Regions from separate parts of the Homo sapiens genome. Here region 2 is linked to region 1. Evidence: read pairs that join two places in POLR2A ChIA-PET (ENCODE). Cell type or tissue: CD4-positive, alpha-beta T cell. All regions are shown on one strand. Region 1 holds the start of DIS3L2 (DIS3 like 3'-5' exoribonuclease 2). Region 2 overlaps DIS3L2 (DIS3 like 3'-5' exoribonuclease 2).

Region 1 (5,000 bases):
AATATTACTTCTATCTCTTTTCAGGGAGCTTATTGTAATACTTGTTTCAATAGGAACATACTGAAGTAATGGACTGAACGAACATATGCTAGTGGGATAAGCCTCTTGCCGCAAGTCTACTCCAGAGTGTGTTGTGATCTTCCTTTAGCCCACGTGAGGAAGCCAGGGCTCACATCACTTAAGAGGGCACAGTGCGCTGGGCGCTGTGGCTCACGCCTGTAACCCCAGCACTTTGGGAGGCCGAGGTGGGCGGATCACGAGGCCAAGAGATCGAGACCATCCTGGCCAACATGGTGAAACCCCGTCTCTACTAAAAATGCAAAAATTAGCTGGGTGTGGTGGGATGTGCCTCGTGAGCCGAGATTGCACCACTCCACTCCAGCCTGGCGACAGAGTGAGACTTCATCCCCCGACCCCCACAAAAAAAAAAGAGGGCACAGTGATATGTCCACCCTAGCCCTGTAGCCTATACAAAGGCAGGCAGCACACTTTGACAAACGACCAATCAAAATGAGATTTGTCCGTTGAACTTAAGGAAAATAATGGTCTCAGCCCTACTTCCTCTGCTCTTGTCCTTGATTCTCTATTCCTACTTTTAATTATTTTTGGTTTCCTTGGCTTCACCTCCTATTTCTAGTCCTGAAATCTCAGGTTTTCTTTTTATTTTTTTATTTTTTGAGACGGAGTCTTGCTCTGTCTCCCAGGCTGGAGTGCAGTAGCCCGATCTAGGCTCACTGCAACCTCCACCTCCCAGGTTCAAGCAGTTCTCCTGCCTCAGCCTCCCGAGTAGCTGAGGCTACAGGCCCCCACCACCATGCCTGGCTAATTTTTTGTATTTTTAGTAGAGACAGGTTTTCACCATGTTGGCCAGGCTGGTCTCGAACTCCTGACCTCAAGTGATCAGCCCGCCTTGGCCTCCCAAAGTGCTGGGATTATAGTCATGAGCCACTGCATCCGGCCACAGATTTTATTTCAATCCTTTGTTCTCTTCCTCTTCTAGGTCTTCCCCTTCCTGTCCCCACTGGCCCCTCTCCTATCCACTGAATCCCTGGATGCCTGACACCCTCTGCCTCCTGTCCTTGCTGGGTTTCCTCTACCCTCTACATTTCAAAGACAAGTTTTGCTGAAATCACAGTTTTCCTGAGGGTTCTAGAAAGGTCTGTGTGAACATTAAAAAACAAAGGTTCCTTGGGTTCATTTAGTCTTTAAGCAAACATCGATTGAGGCCTGTGTGTGTGGCAGGTACTGCAGATGCAAAGTTTTCCACCTTCATGGAGCTCATAGTTACTAAGGGAAACCCTGAATTTTCTTAGACTACTGCAACGCACTGGCCGGGTGCGGTGACTCACACCTGTAATCCCAGCACTTTGGGACAAGATGGGCGGAAGAGTGAGACCATCCTGGCTAACACGGTGAAACCCCGTCTCTACTAAAAATACAAAAATTAGCCGAGAGTGGTGGCACGCGCCTGTAGTCCCAGCTACTCGGGACTGAGGCAGGAGAACTGCTTGAACCCAGGAGGCGGAGGTTGCAGTGAGCCGAGATCGCACCATTGCACTCCAGCCTGGGCGACAGAGCGATAGTCCGTCTCAAAAAAAAAAAAAAAAAAAAAAAGAGAAATATAGGCACAATTTAATGCATCTCTTTTCCTTTTTCAATATGGAGCATACGGTGGTTCAAGCATCTGTCCACATTGTATTCCCGAAGTTTGATCCCTACCCTGCCCTGCCCTCCCGTCTTTCCTTCCCTCTCTCTTTTTTTTTTTCTGGAGTGCAATGGTGCGATCTCGGCTCACTGCAACCTCCGCCTCCGGGGTTAAAGCGATTCACCAGCCTCAGCCTCCTGAGTAGCTGGGATTACAGGCATGTGCCACCACGTCTGGCTAATTTATTATTTTTAATAGGGACGGGGTTTCTCCATGTTGATCAGGCTGGTCTCGAACTCCCGACCTCAGGTGATCCGCCCGCCTCGGCCTCCCAAAGGGAAGTTTGATTTTTCTATGGTCACCAATGGACACTTGATCTCCATAGCTTGAGAATGGCGGCCATCCCCTCACTGGCATTCTTTCCTCTTGTGCTCTCCCGAACGTTCTGGCTGCTCTTTGGATTTCCTTTTCCTTTGCTCACATCTACAATATTGGTGTTTCCTAGGTCCCGTACTTAACGATTGTTTCCTCTCAACACGCTTCCCTGGGCGGGCTGAACTGTCGGGGGCTTTCTCGGCTGCGCTTCCTCTCTCACCTGAAACCCTCTTCCCAACCCTTTATACTAGGTCGACGTCTCCAACATCAGCTGCTCCCCACCCGTGTCTGGGTGGGCCCCTTGGGCAGGCTCCCCTAGTCTCCTTTCCTTCGATCATCCCCACGTGCAGGACGTCATCTGCTTGCTCTGCCATCAGCCTCACATCCTGAGGGCAGGGACCATGCGGGGGTTGTCCATCTCTGTATCCCCAGTGCCAGCACTGCACCTCGCCCCAAGCAGTTGTCCAATAAATGAGCAGTGAGTAAATGAAAGAATGAGCAAAGCCTTGTAACAGGAAAGGGGCCGGCGGCGTCTGCCGTGCAAGACCTGGCCCAGTGGAGCAGAGCCTGGAGGTTCAGGAGCCGGGTCTGGAAGGCTCCTTCCGGTGGAAGAGGGGCCCGGAGCCAGCCGGCGCCTGGCACAAGGCGTCTCAGAGGCCGCCCACTGGGAGCCAACCGTTGCAGCCAGTTGTCCCCGCGAGCGAGGCCGGAGAAGGCGCGGCGGCCCCTGGCCTGGCCATTTCGCCCTTGTCGCAGCTGAACCGCCGACTACGAGCTCCTGCACCGCGCACACACCCCGCGCGCTTCGCTCTCGGCCTCGCCCGGCCACCGTCGCTCTCTAGAACGCCGCGCCCGTGACCCGGAAGAGCATTCTCCTTAGCAACTGCGGGACTGCGGCGGCGCCGGCCTCCGGGGAGAAACGGTGAGGCCCTCACTCGCCTGCCCCCTGCACCGCCTAGTGCTGCACGACCCCCTCGGGACCGACCCGGGGTCTGGCCTCTGGGGGGCTCCGCGGCGCTTCGCCCGGCACCTGTGGTGGCGGCCCGGGACGAGCGTCTTCCGCCTCTGGCGTTGCTCCCCGGCCCACGCGTCTTCCCTGTCCCGCATCTCCCTCAATGTCCCCAGCTCCCCACTCTCCGCTCCTGACCGACCCGGCCTCCCAGGCCGCGCTTATAGCGCCGGGGCCCTTGTAGCCTAGGATGGCGTGAGGGGAGCGAGACCAGAATTAGAGCCTGTTGCTGTAGAGAGGACGCCTCCCGAGGCTCGGGTCACCTGTGGACGCGTTCTCTAGGGTCTTGATCGAGATGTTCAGGACTGGCAGGGATGGGGAGCCTCGGGAATCTTGAAGGGCAGCCGCTTAATTATAACATGTCCTTGACGTTTGCGCTTTCCACAGTGATACACTTTATCTCCTTTATTGATCATAGAGAGTTTTTTTTTTTAATAAACTTTTAGATATGGGGGATACGCATGCAGGTTAGTCACATGGGTATATTGCACCCAGGTATTGAGCATAGAACCCAGTAGGTAGTTTTTCAACCCACATCCCCCATCTCTCCCCTCCTTCCAGTAGTCTACAGTGTCTACCGTTACCTTTTTTTTTTTTTTTTGAGACGGAGTCTCATTCTGTCGCCCAGGCTGGAGTGCAGTGGCGCGATTCGGCTCACTGCAAGCTCCGCCTCCTGGGTTCATGCCATTCTTCTGCCTCAGCCTCCCGAGTAGCTGGGACTACAGGCGCCCGCCACCCCGCCCGGCTAATTTTTTTGTATTTTTAGTAGAGACGGGGTTTCACCATGTTAGTCAGGATGGTCTCGATCTCTTGACCTCGTGATCCGCCCGCCTTGGCCTCCCAAAGTGCTAGGATTACAGGCGTGAGCCACCGCACCCGGCCGACTGTTCCCATGTTTATGTCCATGTGCGCTCAATGTTTCTACTCCCACTTGTAAGTGTGCTCAATGTTTAGCTCCCACTTATAAGTGAGAACGTGTGGTGTTTAGTTTTCTGTTCTTGTGCTAATTCGTTTAGGATTATGGCCTCCAGCTCCATCTGTGCTGCTGTAAAGGACATGATATCTTCCTTTTTTGTGGCTGCATAGTATTCCATCCTGTACATCCACATTTTTTTTTTCCAGTCCACCATTGATGGTCACCTAGGTTGATTCCGTGTGTTTGCTATTGTGAATAGCTCAGCCGTGAACATACAACTGCATATGTCTTTTTGGTATAATGGTCTGTTTTCCTTTGGTTATATACCCAACAGTGGGATTGCTGGGTGAAATGGTGGCTCTTTAAGTTCTTTGAGAAATCTCCAAACTGCTTTCCACAGTGGCTGAACTAATTTACATTCCCACCAACAGTAGTTTAAATGTTCCCTTTCCAAGGGAGCCTAATGAGGATCTGTTGTTTTTTGACTTTTTGATAATAGCCATTCTGACTGGTGTGAGATGGTATTTCATTGTGGTTTTGATTGGCATTTCTCTGATAATTAGTCATGATCATGTTTTCCATATATTTGTTGGCTGCTTGTATGTCGTGGTTTTTTCTTTTTGTATTTCTTCTGAGAAGTGTTCATGTCCTTTGGCCATTTTTAAAAATGGGCTTATTTGTTTTTTGCTTGTTGATTTAAGTTCCATAGGGATTCTGGATATTGGACCTTTGTCAGATGCATAGTTTGTGAATATTCTCGCCCATTTTGTAGGTTGTCTGTTTAATCTGTTGATAATTTCTTTTGCTGTGCAGAAGCTCTAGTTTAATTAGTTCCAACTTGTCAATTTTTGTTTTTGCTGCAGTTGCTTATGGGGACTTAGCCAAAAATTTGCCAAGGTCAGTGTCAAGAAGTGTATTTCCTGGGTTTTCTTCTAGGATTTTTATAGCTTGAGGTCTTTTATTTTATTTTGAGACAGGGTCTCACTGTCACCCAGGCTGGAGTGCAGTAGCGTGACTGCAGCTCACTGCAGCCTCGATTTCCCAGGCTCAAGTGA
Region 2 (5,000 bases), 350 kb after region 1:
GGAACTAATGTTTATCACAAGACTGCTACTCCTCATTTTAACCTTGTGAGGAGGTTTTGCCTTGGCCATTTTACAGAAGGATCTCATGGCTGTACATTTGAACAAGGATTCAAACAGATCTGTCTGACTTCAAAACCCATGCTCTCTTTACTGCTCCCTGATTCCTTGGTAGAATATTGAACGTGAACCCACGAGGTCGTAAAAATACCACTTTTGTCATAGATGACCGAGAGAAAAGTTGCTAAACTATTATTGCCTCACAGGTATATGCAGCATCTTTTCCTTTCCCCAGTAACCTCCTACCCCAAATCTCTTTATATCCCTGTGTTTTAGTCCATTTTCATGCTACTGATAAAGACATACCTGAGACTGGGCAGTTTACAAAAGAAAGAGGTTTGTTGGACTTACAGTTCCACCTGGCTGGGGAGTCCTCACAATCATGGCAGAAGGCAAGGAGGAGCAAGTCACATCTTACAAGGATGGCAGCAGGCCAAGAGAGGGCATGTGCAGAGAAACTCCCATTTTTAAAACCATCAGATCTTGTGAGACCCATTCACTATCATGAGAACAGCATGAGAAAGACCTGCCCCCGTGATTCAGTTATCTCCCACCACGTCCCTCCCACAACACATAGGAATTATGGGAGCTACAAGATGAGATTTGGGTGGGGACACAGAGCCAAACCATATGACACTATCACCTGCCCCATCCCACCTTTCCCTGATTTCCATTGCCATGGAAAGGAGCCCTCTGGGCCTGCCTGTGGCCCTAAAGGGCTGCAGCCCTCCTCAGCACCGGCCCAGCACCCACTGGGCCCAGTATAGGGCATTCTCCAGCCTGTGCTGTCATTCTGTCGCCTGTTGTCTGGTGCTGGGAGGTAGGATTGAAGGCTTTCCTCCTGGGCGGGCTGCTCAGGTTGCAAGGTAGATCCTATATTTTTAAGCCCTGTAGAGTCTCAGCTGTCCCATTTTGAGGGTTATGCATCCTACATGGGTTCACAGAATCCCTTTCGCTGAGACTTGGAGGAATGAAGAGGACAGAGAGGGTCGAGACCCAAACCGAGCAGGCCCCGGAGGCCTCAGGGCCCTGGGGCTGAAGGGAGCTCCCTAGCCCGAGAATGCCCCTCACTATTCTCACACTCCACCTTTTGCAGCCCAAATACCCATGGATGCCCCAAGAGATTTCCCTATGAGACAGAAAATTCTAGAACACCAGGAACTCTCAAAACTAGATATTTCAAAACTCTTAAAGACCTTAAAGAGTAAATGTTTTCATTGTCGATTTAACATAGAGTTACATTAAGCAGCTAACACTTTCCCTTTCTTGAATAAGATTTCCTGTCTGTCACGTTGCCATTTGCTTTCTTCATGTTTTTGCGATGGACTGCAGCTCCCTCCATTCTGGGGAGCCTCCTGGCGCTGCAGCAATCCAGCATGACTCGGAGCTCTTTGATTTTCTTTCCCAGTTACTTTATAGCACATGAAGATGTGTTCTTACCAGTGACAGAGGGTCGGTGAGAATGACCATTTTTGTTTTCCGTATATCTGTACCTGCCACATCCATACCTTTCTCAGAAGGTCCTGGAATGACTCGTTTCTCTCTCTGCCTCTCTGGGTATTTCTCCAACCACAGGTTTGCATCCCCAGGGGGAAGCCAGCTCTCTGGTCCCTCATGCTAAGCTTTTTAAGCAGATAGTACTGCCAGGCGGTCTTTAAACCCAAGGAGGCTTGCCCCTTCCCAAGACTTCAAGGAGTTCTAGAAGAGACTGTGATATTCAGGCCAGGTCCCTGTTTGATGAACAGGGACACTCAATTCCTGGCAAGTGGGGTGAGCGCCTCCAGCCCTCCCCACCCCCATACCGGTGTGCTGGCCCAGACCCAGGGCATATTCAGGTACTTAAAGTAGCAAATGTCTCTGCTGTAAAAACCCTCACTCCGGTACTGAAAGCCCAGAGCCCAGGCTCAGGCCACAGAGGTCTGAGATATACTCTCAAGGAGGTTAGCCCATAAAAGAAACAGGTCATAGGACTGCATGTTGGGTTTGAGCCTGAAGAAAGGTGCCCATGGTTGTCATCTTCTGTGGCTGCCTGGCAGGTAACCAGATGTGCTTGGCTCTCTTAGCTTTTGGCTGTGCTATCTGTGGGGTAGTGTTTCTGATCTGTCTTCACTGCCACTCCCAGCTCTCTGAGGCTTTGTGGCTTTTTCTTGGTGGTTGGGCAGGAAGCCTCTAGAGCCTGAAGGAATTGCTGTGCTTGATGACAGGCACAGGCTATCAATGGCTATAAATCGCCTAGTGGCTGCTTCACGTATTGAAGAAGAACATGTTTGCTGTCTGTTCTGCGGATGCTTCTCTGATGGCCGGAACACAGCTGCGAAAAGATTTCGTAGAGTGACTCAGAGCAAGCGCCCAGCTCATGCCCACTGAATTAAGCAAGAGGAAGTGGCCAACTTCCGCAGCTGCTCTGAAAGCCCAACACAGCAAGGCCTGGCTGAGATGAACAACATAGATCATTCCACTGACTTTGGGCTACCCCCAAGCCAACCCCATGTGACCCCACACCTACCCCAAAGCTAGGTGAGACCCAGGGTCCACCCTCCAAGCCCGGGTTACCAGTAGGGGGTAGGTGCCAAACTGGAGAGTAGACTGTGATGAATGGGTAGCAGAGATGGCAGAGGACATGGCTCATCACCTGGGGTCGGGGACCCCGCTCTCAGCAGCTCCCTTCCCTGAGTGCCCTGGCATTGGTGTGTCTGTGTGTTCGCGAGCCCTGGCATGCCACTGCGGCTTCACAGTAGCCTCCTGGGCAGCGGCTCATCAGCTTCCAGCACAGCCTTTGTTGTTCTATAAATCTGTTAATGTTTGTGCTACCTAGAATAAGAAGGAAGGAGTCATTCTACAGAGAGGATTTATTCTTCCAGGCGCCAAAACCTTGTTCCTTACGATTATGTCCTGTTCTTTAATGGGGTCCCCTGTACTCCACAGTGTCATTCGCCTCCACACTAGATGTCCACACAATGCTGTGTATTTTCACTGATTTTGCTGGGGCCCTGCCCTGTCTTTGTCTCTGCCTTTACAGTCAGGGCCAGTTGTCACTTCTCCGTGGCTGTCCGGAGAACCTGTAGCACCCTCTCCAGCCACTCCAAGCATGAGGCTTTGTGGGGAGCGTGGAATCTGTGAGGAAGCCGAGGCAAGCTGTTAGGATTCTGTTCAATGGGAGGAAAGGCTCTGAGTGAGGTGGGAAGGAAGGACTTCCCAGGAGGCACACTTGGGTTCCCGGCCCCACCTCTGCGCTGGCTGCCCACAGGCCCTGCTTCTGCCTATTTCCTGGTTCTGCTTCATGTTTCAAAGACATAAGATCAAATGTGATTAAGTTTTAGGTAAGCAAGATATTGTGCTTATTATTGAATTGTTCTTCTTTAGTTTAACAGCCCTCCAGTTTAATCTAAATCTGTTTCCTGTCATTAAGTCTTTGGTGTAGATAAAAGATCAGTTAGCTGGTCGCTATCTTTTGTGTCATAAATCTTCTAGGAAACCATTGTTGTGATTTTTCATTGTACCGTTCCTGAAGAGGAAGGAACTTTTCATTCCTTTGGGCTTTTTTCCTGGTGAATTTCCCAGCTGTTAGTGTCATCGAGCTTAACTCTCACATCCTTAAGGCAGCATTAGCCTCAGAACCACCAGTACCTCGCTGTGTGCCCTGGGAGGCAGGTTATTACCCTTGGCTTCATGACCCATGGACAGTCCTTGCAATGGAAGGGAAACACATTTGTGGGTAGAGTGTGGAGAATGTGTGTGAAAGGCTTTCCTCGCCCAGGCAGTAAGTGCTGCGGAAACAAGCCACTTTTTATGCTAATAAGATTTGGACAGGGGTTGGGAGGTAGGGGAGTGAGTGTGTGTTGATCTGATTCCCTGTGCCCAAGAGCAAGGACAGTCACTTCATCCCAGCCCCTGCACAGTGTTGGGAACACAGAGGTGTTCAGCAGATGCTGGACAAATGTCTCCTGGGAGTATGCAGTATTTGCTCTTTTTTCCTCTCATGTTCTGTGTTCCTAACATTCTTCTATTTTGGCGGGGTGGGGAGGTAGAAGGTAGGCAGAGTCTCACTCTGTTGCCCAGGCTGGAGTACAGTGGCCCGATCTCTGCTCACTGTAACCTCTGCTTGCCGGGTTCAAGCGATTCATGTGCCTCAGCCTCCCGGGTAGCTGGGATTACAGGTGCCCTCCACCACGCCTGGCTAATTTTTGTATTTTTAGTAGAGATGGGGTTTCACTATGTTGGCCAGCCTGGTCTCGAATTCCTGGCCTCAAGGGATCTGCTCACCTCAGCCTCCCAAAGTGCTGGGATTACAGGTGTGAGCCACCACTCCTAGCCTCTTCTATTTTTTAATTACACCTCTAATTGTCTCTGAATTGTCACTGAATTAATTGTCTCCTTAATTCAGTGCAGAAGGTTTTCATAATAACACTAATATTTATGGAATAGTTAACAATAGGTCAGAGCTTATAATGTTAAATAAGATAACAAAGTTTATCTCATTTAATCCTCACTAGAATAACCCTGCGAGGTAGGTAGAAGAAGTTAGAGAGGTTAAGTAGTCTGCCTAAGGTTACCCAGGTTGTGTGTGGTTGACAGTGCCCTACCTTTCCCCCCTGACTTTAGCAATACAAGAATACTGGCAAGTTGCTGCTGCCCTCTGGGCTCTGTTATAAAGTGAAGCTGCCGATCCACAATGGAGAACCCACTCCTGCAAGGCCAGGCCTCCACAGAGGCCAGAGGCCAGAGGCCAGTAGTGGTCGGGGTGCCCAGGAAGCTGGGCTCAAACAAGGGTAACTTGCAAGAATCTTCAGGAAGCCCTTATATTCAGAATTGTGTTCTGTGCCACATGGGCCCTTTCCCACCATCAAACTTAGAAAACGACCCCTAGGAAAGTCCTCAGAGTTCATGGAAGGGCGCTGAGAAGTCTGCCCACACCCTCGTGGGTTGGAGGACCAGTTTCGCCA

What was found. Peaks named below come from ENCODE experiments on the same cell type or tissue, not always from the same donor. Only the 100,000 strongest peaks of a DNase experiment are listed, where the experiment ranks them.
Region 2: POLR2A ChIA-PET joins it to region 1 with 7 read pairs; 5 of 35 experiments call an interaction of 5 or more read pairs at or near these places.

The regions. Positions count from the first base shown.
Region 1 is chr2:231,958,824-231,963,823 of GRCh38, forward strand. It overlaps DIS3L2 (DIS3 like 3'-5' exoribonuclease 2), which reads left to right and starts at 2,890. Exons shown (of 21, transcript NM_152383.5): 1 at 2,890-2,942. RefSeq lists an enhancer at 2,768-2,857 and a silencer at 2,988-3,147. In CD4-positive, alpha-beta T cell, no CTCF peak of the experiment used is centred here; a DNase peak (open chromatin) is centred at 2,868; H3K4me3 peaks cover 1,922 bases; H3K27ac peaks cover 362 bases.
Region 2 is chr2:232,313,366-232,318,365 of GRCh38, forward strand. The region is part of intron 14 of DIS3L2 (DIS3 like 3'-5' exoribonuclease 2); the gene reads left to right. Among named protein-coding and RNA genes, the nearest start is that of ALPP, 63 kb to the right of the region's middle. RefSeq lists an enhancer at 2,004-2,173. In CD4-positive, alpha-beta T cell, a CTCF peak has its summit at 2,289; a DNase peak (open chromatin) is centred at 2,306; H3K4me3 peaks cover 457 bases; H3K27ac peaks cover 3,800 bases.